Linked DNA regions of Homo sapiens: region 2 is linked to region 1. The links are chromatin loops, found by intact Hi-C in ENCODE. Cell type or tissue: heart right ventricle. All regions are shown on one strand. Each heading gives the region's core, and the rest is flanking DNA. Links, peaks and the distances in the headings are about the cores only. Region 1 overlaps CTNNAL1 (catenin alpha like 1). Region 2 overlaps TMEM245 (transmembrane protein 245).

What was found. Peaks named below come from ENCODE experiments on the same cell type or tissue, not always from the same donor. Only the 100,000 strongest peaks of a DNase experiment are listed, where the experiment ranks them.
Region 2: a loop joins it to region 1, with 2.3 times the contacts of the local background. A loop is called at or near these places in 7 of 110 quality-filtered maps.

The regions. Positions count from the first base shown.
Region 1 is chr9:108,941,703-108,947,090 of GRCh38, reverse strand. It overlaps CTNNAL1 (catenin alpha like 1), which reads left to right. Exons shown (of 19, transcript NM_003798.4): 16 at 3,073-3,129; 17 at 3,275-3,388; 18 at 4,047-4,130; 19 at 4,257-4,514. The coding sequence ends at 4,322. It also overlaps a transcript of ABITRAM not described here. Among named protein-coding and RNA genes, the nearest start is that of ABITRAM, 10 kb to the right of the region's middle. In heart right ventricle, for the core only: no CTCF peak of the experiment used is centred there; no DNase peak of the experiment used is centred there.
Region 2 is chr9:109,033,402-109,038,789 of GRCh38, reverse strand. It overlaps TMEM245 (transmembrane protein 245), which reads left to right. Exons shown (of 18, transcript NM_032012.4): 15 at 673-773; 16 at 2,410-2,584; 17 at 5,289-5,388. Among named protein-coding and RNA genes, the nearest start is that of MIR32, 10 kb to the left of the region's middle. RefSeq lists an enhancer at 1,793-2,992. In heart right ventricle, for the core only: no CTCF peak of the experiment used is centred there; a DNase peak (open chromatin) is centred at 2,448; H3K27ac peaks cover 2,583 bases.

The DNA.
Region 1 (5,388 bases), core at 125-5,124:
CTCATATAGTTTTATTTGGCATTCTGTGGGAAAGGGATTTCAGCTTAAGAGGATGATTGTCAACATAATCAGAAGTATTATAGAAAATGTGTCTTCTGGATTTTTCTGTAAAGCAGACTATAAATGAGCTATTTCCCTTAAGATAGTTGAAATTCTGAATTTATTTTTTTTTTCAGTTTGGCCCAAGTCCATTCTGTCATACCGCCCTGTAGGGGTGTTTTACTACAAAAGATCCACTACTTACCTTCTTCCTATGTGAGCTTAGTCATTAAATCAATGTTCAATGAATTGTCTCCAAACTGTGATGAACATAAAATTGCATACTTCATTCAACAAATATTTATTGAACTTGTGCTATATGTCAGATCTGGGAGAACAGAGCTCTGTGGAGAAAAGTGAACAAAGCAAAGCTCCTGCCCCCATAGAGCTTATGTTCTAATGGCAGAATATAGACAATAAGAATTTAAGCATTCAGTGCACATATGTAAGTACTTGGAGATAAAATCACGTACGACTAGAATACAGAGGTGATAGAGGGGTGGTCAGAAAAGACCTCTCTAAGGAGCCAGTGTTTGAATAGAGACAGTAATGAAGTGAGAGTTGGATGGATAAATGTGGGTAGAGGATTTTAGATAGCCAAAACAAGTGCAAAGCCCCGAGGTGCAGGGGTAGGGCTGGGTGTATCAGAAGAGTAAGGAGGCAATTATTGATGGGAGTGAAGTGAGCCAGAAGGAAAGGGGTAAAATATGATGTCTCTGTAGGCCATGGGAAGGACTTTTTTTTTTTTTTTTTTGAGACTTAGTCTCGCTCTGTTGTCAGGCTGGAGTGCAGTGGCACGATCTCGGCTCACTACAGCCTCCGCCTCCCGGGTTCAAGTGATTCTTCTGCCTCAGCCTCCCGAGTAGCTGGGACTACAGGTGTGCGCTACCACGCCCAGCTAATTTTTGTATTTTTAGTAGAGACAGGGTTTCACCATGTTGGCCAGGATGGTCTCGATCTCTTGACCTTGTGATTCGCCCGCCTCAGCCTCCCAAAGTGCTGGGATTACAGGCCTGAGCCACTATGCCCAGCTGATCCTATTATGTTTTAAGTAAGGTTTTTGGCTTGGCCAACAGAGTGAGTGGTAGTGCCATTTTCTGAGACAGGGAACACTGAGGGAGAACACTAGATTTAGAGGGTGGAAATCGAGCATTTTGTTTTGCACATGTTAAGTACAAAGGTCAGATAGGATATACACTTGGCCCTCCCTATCTGCAGGTTTTGCATCTGCAGATTCAACCAACTATGGATTGAAAATATTCAAAACAGTAAAAACAGTCTGGGCACAATGGCTCACTCCTGTAACCCTAGCACTTTGGGAGACCAAGCTGGGAGGATCACTTGAGTCCAGGAGTTTGAGACCAGCTGGGGCAACATAGTGAGACCTTGTCTCTACAAAAAAACAAAACAAAAAAAAAAAAAACTAGCGGGGCATGGTGGCACACACCTGTAATCCTAGCTACTCAGGCAGCTGAGGCAGGAGGATCGCTTGAGCCTGGGAGGTCAAGGCTGTAGTGAGCTGTGATCACACCACTTCACTTCACTCTGGACAACAGAGTGAGACCCTGTCTCAAAAAAAAAAAAAAAAGGAAGAAAACCAATAAAATATAACAACAGTAAAAAAAAACAAAATACATTTTAAAAGGTTAGAGTTCCAAGGGAGGGAAAACAATACAGTATAACTGCGATTTACTTAGCATTTACATTAACTTAGATATTATAATTTAGAGATGAGATGATTTAAAGTTTATGGGATGATGTGTGTAGGTTATATGCAAATACTACACTGTTTTATTTAAGGGACTTAAGCATCTACAGATTTTGGTATCCTTGGGGAGGTCTGGGAACCAATCTCCCATGGATACTGAGGGATGACTGTACAAGACTGATGTCAGGATAGTTCAGGAGTGGAGAGAGAGACCTGGGAGTTACCAGCTTTCAGGTAGTTTTAAAACCATCATACTGTATGAGACAGACATGGATTTTGTCCCCAAGGGGTTTGCAGGCTAGAAGGAAAGAGAAAATTTGCAGAATAGAAAGTGGTAACATGAAGTGATAAGGAACACTTGGGGAAGTGAATCATTTCATTTGGTTGGAGTCTAGATGTAAAGCTTACTGGTTTCCCTTTTAAAGGGAAGGTTGCAAAGTACGATTTGACCTTGAGATCATTTTATCCAGTGATAGCAAGGTGTTAAGCCTTTTGAATAGAGGGTAAAAATTAACCCTGGAATTATTGCCTCCTCCTTCTTAGTATTCTTTAATTTATTATGAAGACCTATTATTTTCATTCACAAACCACTCTCAGATTTTCCCTGTTCTCTCCATTATTACTGACGCCACCTAAAACTAAGCCTTCCTCCCTTTACTCCCCTGGCATCTCACTCTAAAATAGTCTGCAAACCATTTTAACATAATATGCTAAATACTTCTGTCTTACCTGTACAACCTTCTTTTTCACTCTACTTCTCCATCATCCTGTTCATCTCATTAAATTATAGAATTCATGGTACATGGTGAATAGTGAAAATTAATCTGAAAAAAAGTGGCAACAAAAACCAACCACCTGGATTGGTTCTCTCAAATGTCTGGTTATGGAATATGTATGGGTGACAAATTTTGTCTTGCCTAGATGGAATTGGGAAGGTCCTAACCCTTTTGACCTCATGCTTGAAAATTCATCATCCTTTTATAATTGAGCATATTTGAGATGAGCTCTAGGTCCCTTGCGTAATCTAGACATAATTTGTGTGGCTGAATATCACAGGTCTGTGTGACCCTCCAGAATAATTGGAGGTCTGGTGTAGAGAAGCCTCTCCAGGGATGGATTCTGCATCTGGTCTGTGGAAACTCCTTCTGAAAACAGTTAAACCCTTGTGCATTCCTGGTACTGGAAAAAGTTTAGGAGTTCCTGACAGACTTTTTATATCTAGGCTTTATTTTTAAAATTCTACGTAAAAATTATTAGTAAGTATATTTCTTACCAACTATCCATAGACATCAGTCTAAAATAGTGGTGTTTTCTCTTTCTACCAGGTTTTTGCTGCAGAGGGTTTAAAGCTTACTTCCAGTGTTCAAGCTTTTTCAAAACAGGTAACACATGTCTACCTACCTGGAGCTGGTGGTGGTATTATGTATAACCTACTTTGGGGGTATAATATCAATGTATAAATGTGTTTAAGGTATTAAAGATGGAGTTTTGTTGCGGGCTGTTATAACTTGTTAAATTACATTTCAGCTGAAAGACGATGACAAGCTTATGCTTCTCCTGGAAATAAACAAGCTAATTCCTCTATGCCACCAGCTCCAGACAGTAACTAAGACTTCTTTGCAGAATAAAGTATTTCTAAAGGTAAAAGAGACATATGAAAAACTTTCACACATCTATCTTTATCTGGTTAAAGCCCCTTTTTCTTCAAATAAACTGTTAGTACCCACAGAAGGGCAATTTATTTCCTTTTTTCATGCCTTGTCTACAAGAATCATTTATTATCTACTCTCATAACTGACCCCAGAGAGTAGCAGATTCACCAAATAAAGTAGTTTTTTGGACATCATTAATTCCATAGCACTGAACAGCTGCCCTTCAATTCTGAAGTCATTACCTCTGCAACTAGGACACAGGTGCCTCCGAGTCTGGTCTCCCATAATTTGTCTGAGAGAATATGGGTTTGTGCCCACAAAATAGAGTGCAAGGAATTGCAAAGGATGGGATTTAATTCCACTATTTGGAGTGTTTTGAGAAGCCCCTAAACAGCCTGCAGTAGAATGATTAATTTTCCACCCACTCTTTCTGCTGGGGTTCCATGAGATAGACATGAAATCTAGGCAGCTACCCCTGCACCTGTGTCCTGGGGCTTTGAGTCAGCTCATGTGCCTAAATCCATATCTCTTTCAAGATCCCTTAGATTTCCATATGGAGAAATTTTATCATGTTAAAACTAAATAAATGGTAAGGTCTTTTAAGTACTACTTTTAGAATATCATTTGCATGCTTTTTGTCATTGTAGGTTGACAAGTGTATTACGAAGACAAGATCCATGATGGCTCTCTTAGTCCAACTTCTTTCACTTTGTTATAAACTGCTGAAGAAGGTGAGGTAGTTTTTCTATTTTAGACTCATACTTTAAAAAATGGTTTAAAAGAAAATAGTTACTACTTAATTTTGTAATTTTTTTTTCAGAGTGAAACCAGATACTAATTGTCTTAACTCTTTCCAGCTTCAGATGGAAAATAACGGATGGGTCTCAGTTACAAATAAGGACACTATGGATAGTAAAACTTGAGAAGCTTTTGGGGTCAGATCTCTGGAACATCATGTGATGAAGCTGACATTTTTAAAAATCAAATGATCCTTTATCTTTTCAGAAATTCATCAATTTTATAAAGAAAACAATATTGAAATTTTGCTCTATTTTCTGATCATGAAACTGATTGTAAAGCTTTTTGACAACTAATAAATGTCTTGGTAATTGCTAGATTCTAATTGTAGTGTGATTTTTAAAATAGAACATTGCACTAATGTTCTTTAAAAGTCAAACCAAATATCCCAACTGTCTCAAGGACAATTTAATCCACAAGAAGCTATTTTGAATATGTGCTTAGCTTTGGCATATTTTACCTTAACTGTTTTCTTTATCATCTAGATCACTAATGTCAGCAGCAAACATACAGTAGTCTGGGTGAATGCAGGGTTTTCCTTAAACCTGTGGACTCTTCAATCCCTCTGTTTACCAAGTGTGACAAAAATCCCCTTGATGACCCTGTCCCAGATTGTCCATGCCAGCAGCAAGTTTGTTCCCTAATAAGCATTTTGTACAGCAAGGGTGGGTCTGCTGTGCTGTGTATGTCCCTCACCTACTCCCAAAAGTAAGGTAATGGAACTCCACAGAATCCTGGAACAACTCCTGGAGAGTATGAGATGGGTTTTTGGTTCTAGTTCTAGCATAGCTGGCCAGTCTGCCCTGAATATTAGCTGGGATTCTAAGCCTATCTTATAGACTTAAAAGATATTTTGAACTTTCTCAGTATTGATTGATGGAATGGAAGACAAAGACAGAATAAGGAAGCCAAGAATCTATTTAAATTCTGAATATCACACATTTGAAATGTTCACTATAAAACAAAACAAAAAACATCTTTCTTTAGTCTTTTTAATTTAGGAGTTTAAAGCTTTTCTTGTTTTTGTGGGTGGGGTCATGATTGAAGGATCTGGTTTATAGGTTTTCTCCTTATAATATAGTATGGCCAACTTTGTGTTAGACTTCAGTCGTAGTATTTGTATCTTAATGCTTTGACATTCATTTTGAAATCTAACAGGGTATGTCAGTTATCAAATGGCAGTAGATAATA
Region 2 (5,388 bases), core at 293-5,292, 92 kb before region 1:
GTCACCAAATATATGTGTCTGTTTTTATCTCTCTTGTATTTTCCTCTCTGATTTTACTTTGGAGTTAGGAATATTTTTTTTCCCACAAATTCTCTCCCAATGACCTACTTTCTTTGATAGCATTTGTAAGAGATGTTACTTTGTAGGCTTAGTTACATAGTTTAAGAAACATAGGAAGATTTTGTTAAGGCAAAGAAAGATGGTGAAATACAAGTTACACTATCCCTTATTGGCTCTTTCCAAAAGGGGAGGACTGGCCACAGCCTGGGTTTCTTAGAGTTTAAACTGTATTCTTGGAAACATGTTATTCACGCTTAATTTTCTTTCCATTTGTTTTGGTGGTGAAATATCTGCTTCAGAGTGAAAAGTTGATGAATTATTTCAGAGAATAGGGTATTTTAAGGTGTTTCAGTTATTTTTTCATCAGAAATTTAAGGAATAGTAAACATATTTCCAAATAAAACATATTTCATATTACATAAAGAATAACTTAGTAAATGTATTTAAAGTAAGGTGTTTATGTTTCTTTGAAATAAAATGAAAATAGCATTCTCAGGCCAGCAGAAAAACTGAAGCTATTACATGATTTGGAATCAAGTGGTCACGTGATTTTTCTGAATCACGATATGACACTGTTTATTTACTCTTTCTTTTTATCTTTGGGCATTCCAGAGGGGTGTTTGATGCTTCCCTCAAAATGGCTGGCTTCTATGGATTGTATACCTGGCTGACTCATACTATGTTTGGCATCAATATTGTCTTCATACCATCAGGTAACAACCATATTGTACCTTCCACTATTCGCTATTTAAGGAAAGTTAAGCCATTTTACATACATCTAGGAAATGTCTACTTCCTCAAGTTTAAAAAACTAAATTTTTTGGCTTGAGATCGAATCTAGTCCACATTAGGAACAGAAATATGATTTGTAATGTGTTTGTTTATTGCTGTATCCCCAGCAGCTGGAACCATACCCAGCACATAGAAAAAATTGCTGTATTAGTCTGTTCTCTCACTGCTATAAAGAAATACCTGAGATTAGGTAATTTATAAAGAAGAGGTTTAATTGGCTCACGGTTCTGCAGGCTGTACAAGAAGCATAGTGGCTCCTGCTTTGGGGGAGGCCTCAGGAAACTTATAATAGTGGTGGAAAGTAAGGGGGAAGCAGGCATGTCTTACATGGCTGGAGCAGGAGGAAGAGAGGGGAGAGGTGCTACCACAGTTTTAAACAACCAGATCTCACGATAACTCATTCATTCACTATCATGAGAACAGCACCTAGGGGTGAAATCCACCCGCCATGATCCAGTCACCTCTCACCAGGTTTTACCTCCAACATTGGGGATTACAATTTGACATGGGATTTTGGTGGGGACACAGATCCAAACCCGTATCAGTTGCCCTACATGTTTGTTCAATGAATGAATGTTCTAGCACTTAGCATAACACCTAGGACATAATTGGCTCTCAGTAACGTTTGAATTGAACTGATTGGCAGGGAGCAACTTGTTGTCAAAATAGCTTTGTCCATGAGGGATTACATCCCAGGGCAAGATGAATGCTTCTGAGGGCACATAAGCTGCCTCCATACCTCTTAAGATCTGTTGTGGTGCTTCTTCTACTTTTCCTTCCTTTATTTCTATGGCTGCTTGTTTTCCTAAATATCTCTGCCTTCCACATTTGCCTCTACCACATCCCCCCCTTTCCCTATTTGTCTGTGCTTCCTTCTACATTGTCAAGTTCATTCACGTTCTTCTCTACTGTGATGTCCACAAACCTACCCTCTGACCTGCAAGCACCCTGTGAGGCGGGATGGTAGACTTGTCATATAGATGAGAGACCAGTTTTCCAAGGTCATGTACCTGGCTTCTGGTAGGACCAGAACTAGAAACTACATTTGCTTTACTCTTAACTTGGAGAGAAGCCAGATGGAGGAAGAGTGCTTGAACATACTGCTCTGGAAGGGAATGACCTTGAAGCAGGGTCCTTCAACTCAGGATTTTTTCTGTTTATTTTTATTATGCTGAGGTTTAGAAACTAATTTCTGATTGGGCTTTGGACTCAGTACAAGTTTTGACACATGTTCTGTAGGTGTATTTATAGGACCGTATATTAACTATTGATTGATAGTAGCAACTACAGAACCCTTGAATTTTATTGCTTAAGAAGAGATCCATAAATAAGACACACACTTAGAAAGATTTTTAGTATCACATTTTAAGATATTGAGCCTTTACTTAGCTAGAAAATTCAGTTAGATAGGGCATATCATTTCCCTAATATTTGAGTTTGTGAGTATTTAACTTGTTTTGTTGGAAGTTGTTGAGGAGGAGCTACTGCTTAGATTCTTTTGCTTTGTTAGTGTTTTGCTGATGATGTTAAGTTGTTTTTCTTTTACTCTTTTTTCAGCATTAGCAGCAATCCTTGGAGCAGTGCCATTCCTGGGGACATACTGGGCAGCAGTACCTGCAGTTCTTGACCTGTGGCTGACACAAGGGTTAGGATGCAAGGCCATTTTACTGTTGATTTTTCATCTCTTGCCAACATACTTTGTAGATACTGCAATCTACTCTGACATATCAGGGTAAGTAAGCCACAGAATTTCTTATTAGTGAATCATCCAGGCATTTCCGTTTTTTTTTTTTTAAAGGAGGATTTTTTTCTCCTGGGGGTATACAAAAGAACTGGTAGTAGGAATTTTCAGTGAAATAGCCTTTTGTGTTCCCACAAATGAAATTTTCATTGAAAATAGTATTGTTTACAAGGCATGATATTTTGGGGTTTTTTTTTTTTTTTTTGGTTGTTGTTGCCCCAGAGTTCCAGAGCAACTTTTTTTTTTTTTTTTTTTTGAGACAATATCTCTTTCACTCAGACTGCTAGAGTGCAGGGTGCAGTCATGGCTCATGGCAGCCTTGAACCTTGAACTCCTAGGCTCAAGCAGTCCTCCTGCCTTGAACTTCCCAAGGCACTAGGATTACGGGAATGAACCACCATGCCCAGCCAATATTTTCTTATTACATATGTAATATTTATAATATATATGATGTCCTGGGTTAAAACCAAATTGTGAATAATTTTCTCTTGATTTAGTGACATTTAACCTAGAAAAGAATTATGACCAGATGTACATCAAATATTTTAAGTACAGTGAACAGTTAATGATTATTTTTATCTCTTCTTTGGTTTTGGAGAAAATGTTGTTAGATTGTATGTCTGAGGATATCCATGTGAAACCAAATCTCAGCAAGTTAATTTCTGGCAAGCAGAGCTCTCTAAAGATATAATTGGAATGGTTCTATGATAAATACAGGTTAAATCTAAGTCAGAATCAACACTTTAGCCATATAATACAATAAATAAATGTCTGTTTTTATAGGTTTTGACATCTCTTTTAGAAATTGCATTAAGTATATCAAGCCAGTTCTCAGTCACATTAAAACTTGAGAGAGAAAATTAAAAAGCTGAACATCATAGTGTGGTTAACTAGTGTGTCACAGTTGACATTTGAGCAGGAATAAGTATGATTAATACTTAAGTGCTTTTATTTCTTTAAACTTTGCTGTAAATTTTATATTAAGGTTTACAGCTGGAATTAAAGAAACACTGTCTTTTTTTTTTTTTTTTTTTTTTTTTGAGACAGAGTCTCCCTCTATCACCCAGGCTGGAGTGCAGTGGTGCAATCTCGCCTCACTGCAACCTTCGCCTCCCAGGTTCAAGCCATTCTCCTGCCTCAGCCTCCTGAGTAGCTGGGATTACAGGCGTGCACCACCACACCCGGCTAATTTTTGTATTTTTACTAGAGATGGGATTTCACCATGTTGATCAGGCTGATCTTGAACTCCTGACCTCAAGTGATCCGCCTGCCTTGGCCTCCCAAACTGCTGGGATTACAGGCATGAGCCACGATGCCCGGCCTAAAATACTGTCTTTAAACGTTGTTATTGGGAAATGAAAGGTTTGGCATAAATTGTTTTATTTTTTAATAGGTTAAGCTTTTATTCATAAACTCCCACACGTTTTTATTTTTTTTAAAAAAAGCTTTAAGGCTGAGCATAGTGGCTCAAGCCTGTAATCCTACCACTTTGAGAGGCCGAGGTGGGTGGATCACTTGAGCCCAGGAGCTCAAGACCAGCCGGGGAAACATGGTGAAACCCGTTCTCCACAAAAATATAAAGATTAGTTTGGTGTGGTGGCACATGCCTGTAGTCCCAGCTACTCAGGAGGCTGAGGTAGGAAGATCACTTGAGTCTGGGAGGTCAAGACTGCAGTAAGCTGTGATTGCGGCACTGCATTCCAGCCTGGGTGATGGAGCGGAATAAAAAGCTTTAAGCATTTTTGATAGTTTTCCTTGAATGTGTTGTTTAGGGAAGAAGTTTACTTAGCAAACATGGAATACTGCCCTAAATCATTTTTTTGGAATGAGAAAGACAAACACATTATGAATATAATTTATTGGTTTCCTGAAGACTGGTTCTCCACAAGTCTTACTTTGATTTAGCTGTAATATAGAACATCCTTCCAGGATATTTAGTTATTTGCCCCTCACTGAATTGTTCTTCTCATCTATGTTTAAAACTAGAAACAAACAGAATGTGACTTATTTCCCAGTCCTTCTGATGTCAGTGGTCCTTTCTTGTCATTATCAATGTGCTATGCTACTGTGTTCTGTTTTATTTCATTCCGCTTACATAAGTGATACTGTAATAAGCTGGAGGGCATTTGTGATTCTCCTGTGAAATAGAAATCTTGGGCTTTGTGACAGATATTTTCCTCAGGAGGCCTTTTATCATCACCTATGTTAAAAACTATATTTTAGGAGGTTGCCAAAAGTCTGACCTATGAGTAACAGGGATGCTCTCATTGTTGCTGTCGTCATATAAAAGCATAATTAACTGAATTACATGCTAAATTGTGCTCACTTAATTATCCTTGATGGAGGTTAACTTAACAGGTGACTCCTAACCAGTCCCAAGCCAACATTAACCCATCATAGGCAGGCACCTGTAATGGGTATAAAATATCTGTTAACATTGCTGGCTTTATTCTTTCATTCCTGGAGCTATAAAAAGAGGCAGATGTCATCCATAGGAAAAACAATTGTTGCATCTCAATATTGTTGCATCTCAATATTATTGCAGTCAGTGTTCAGTTGTATGCATCGAGGTGATCTAAAGAAAGCTGATAATATGCTAAAAAGCATAGTGTATTAAAGAATGCACATTGTATTAGAAATGTATTTCAGATTTTTTCCAGTTTTTGTGTGTTAAAGGTCGTGCTCTTTATTCCAGAGGTGGCCATCCTTACCTGACAGGCTTGGCAGTGGCCGGTGGAGCATACTACCTAGGCCTGGAAGGAGCAATCATCGGTCCTATTCTTCTCTGCATACTT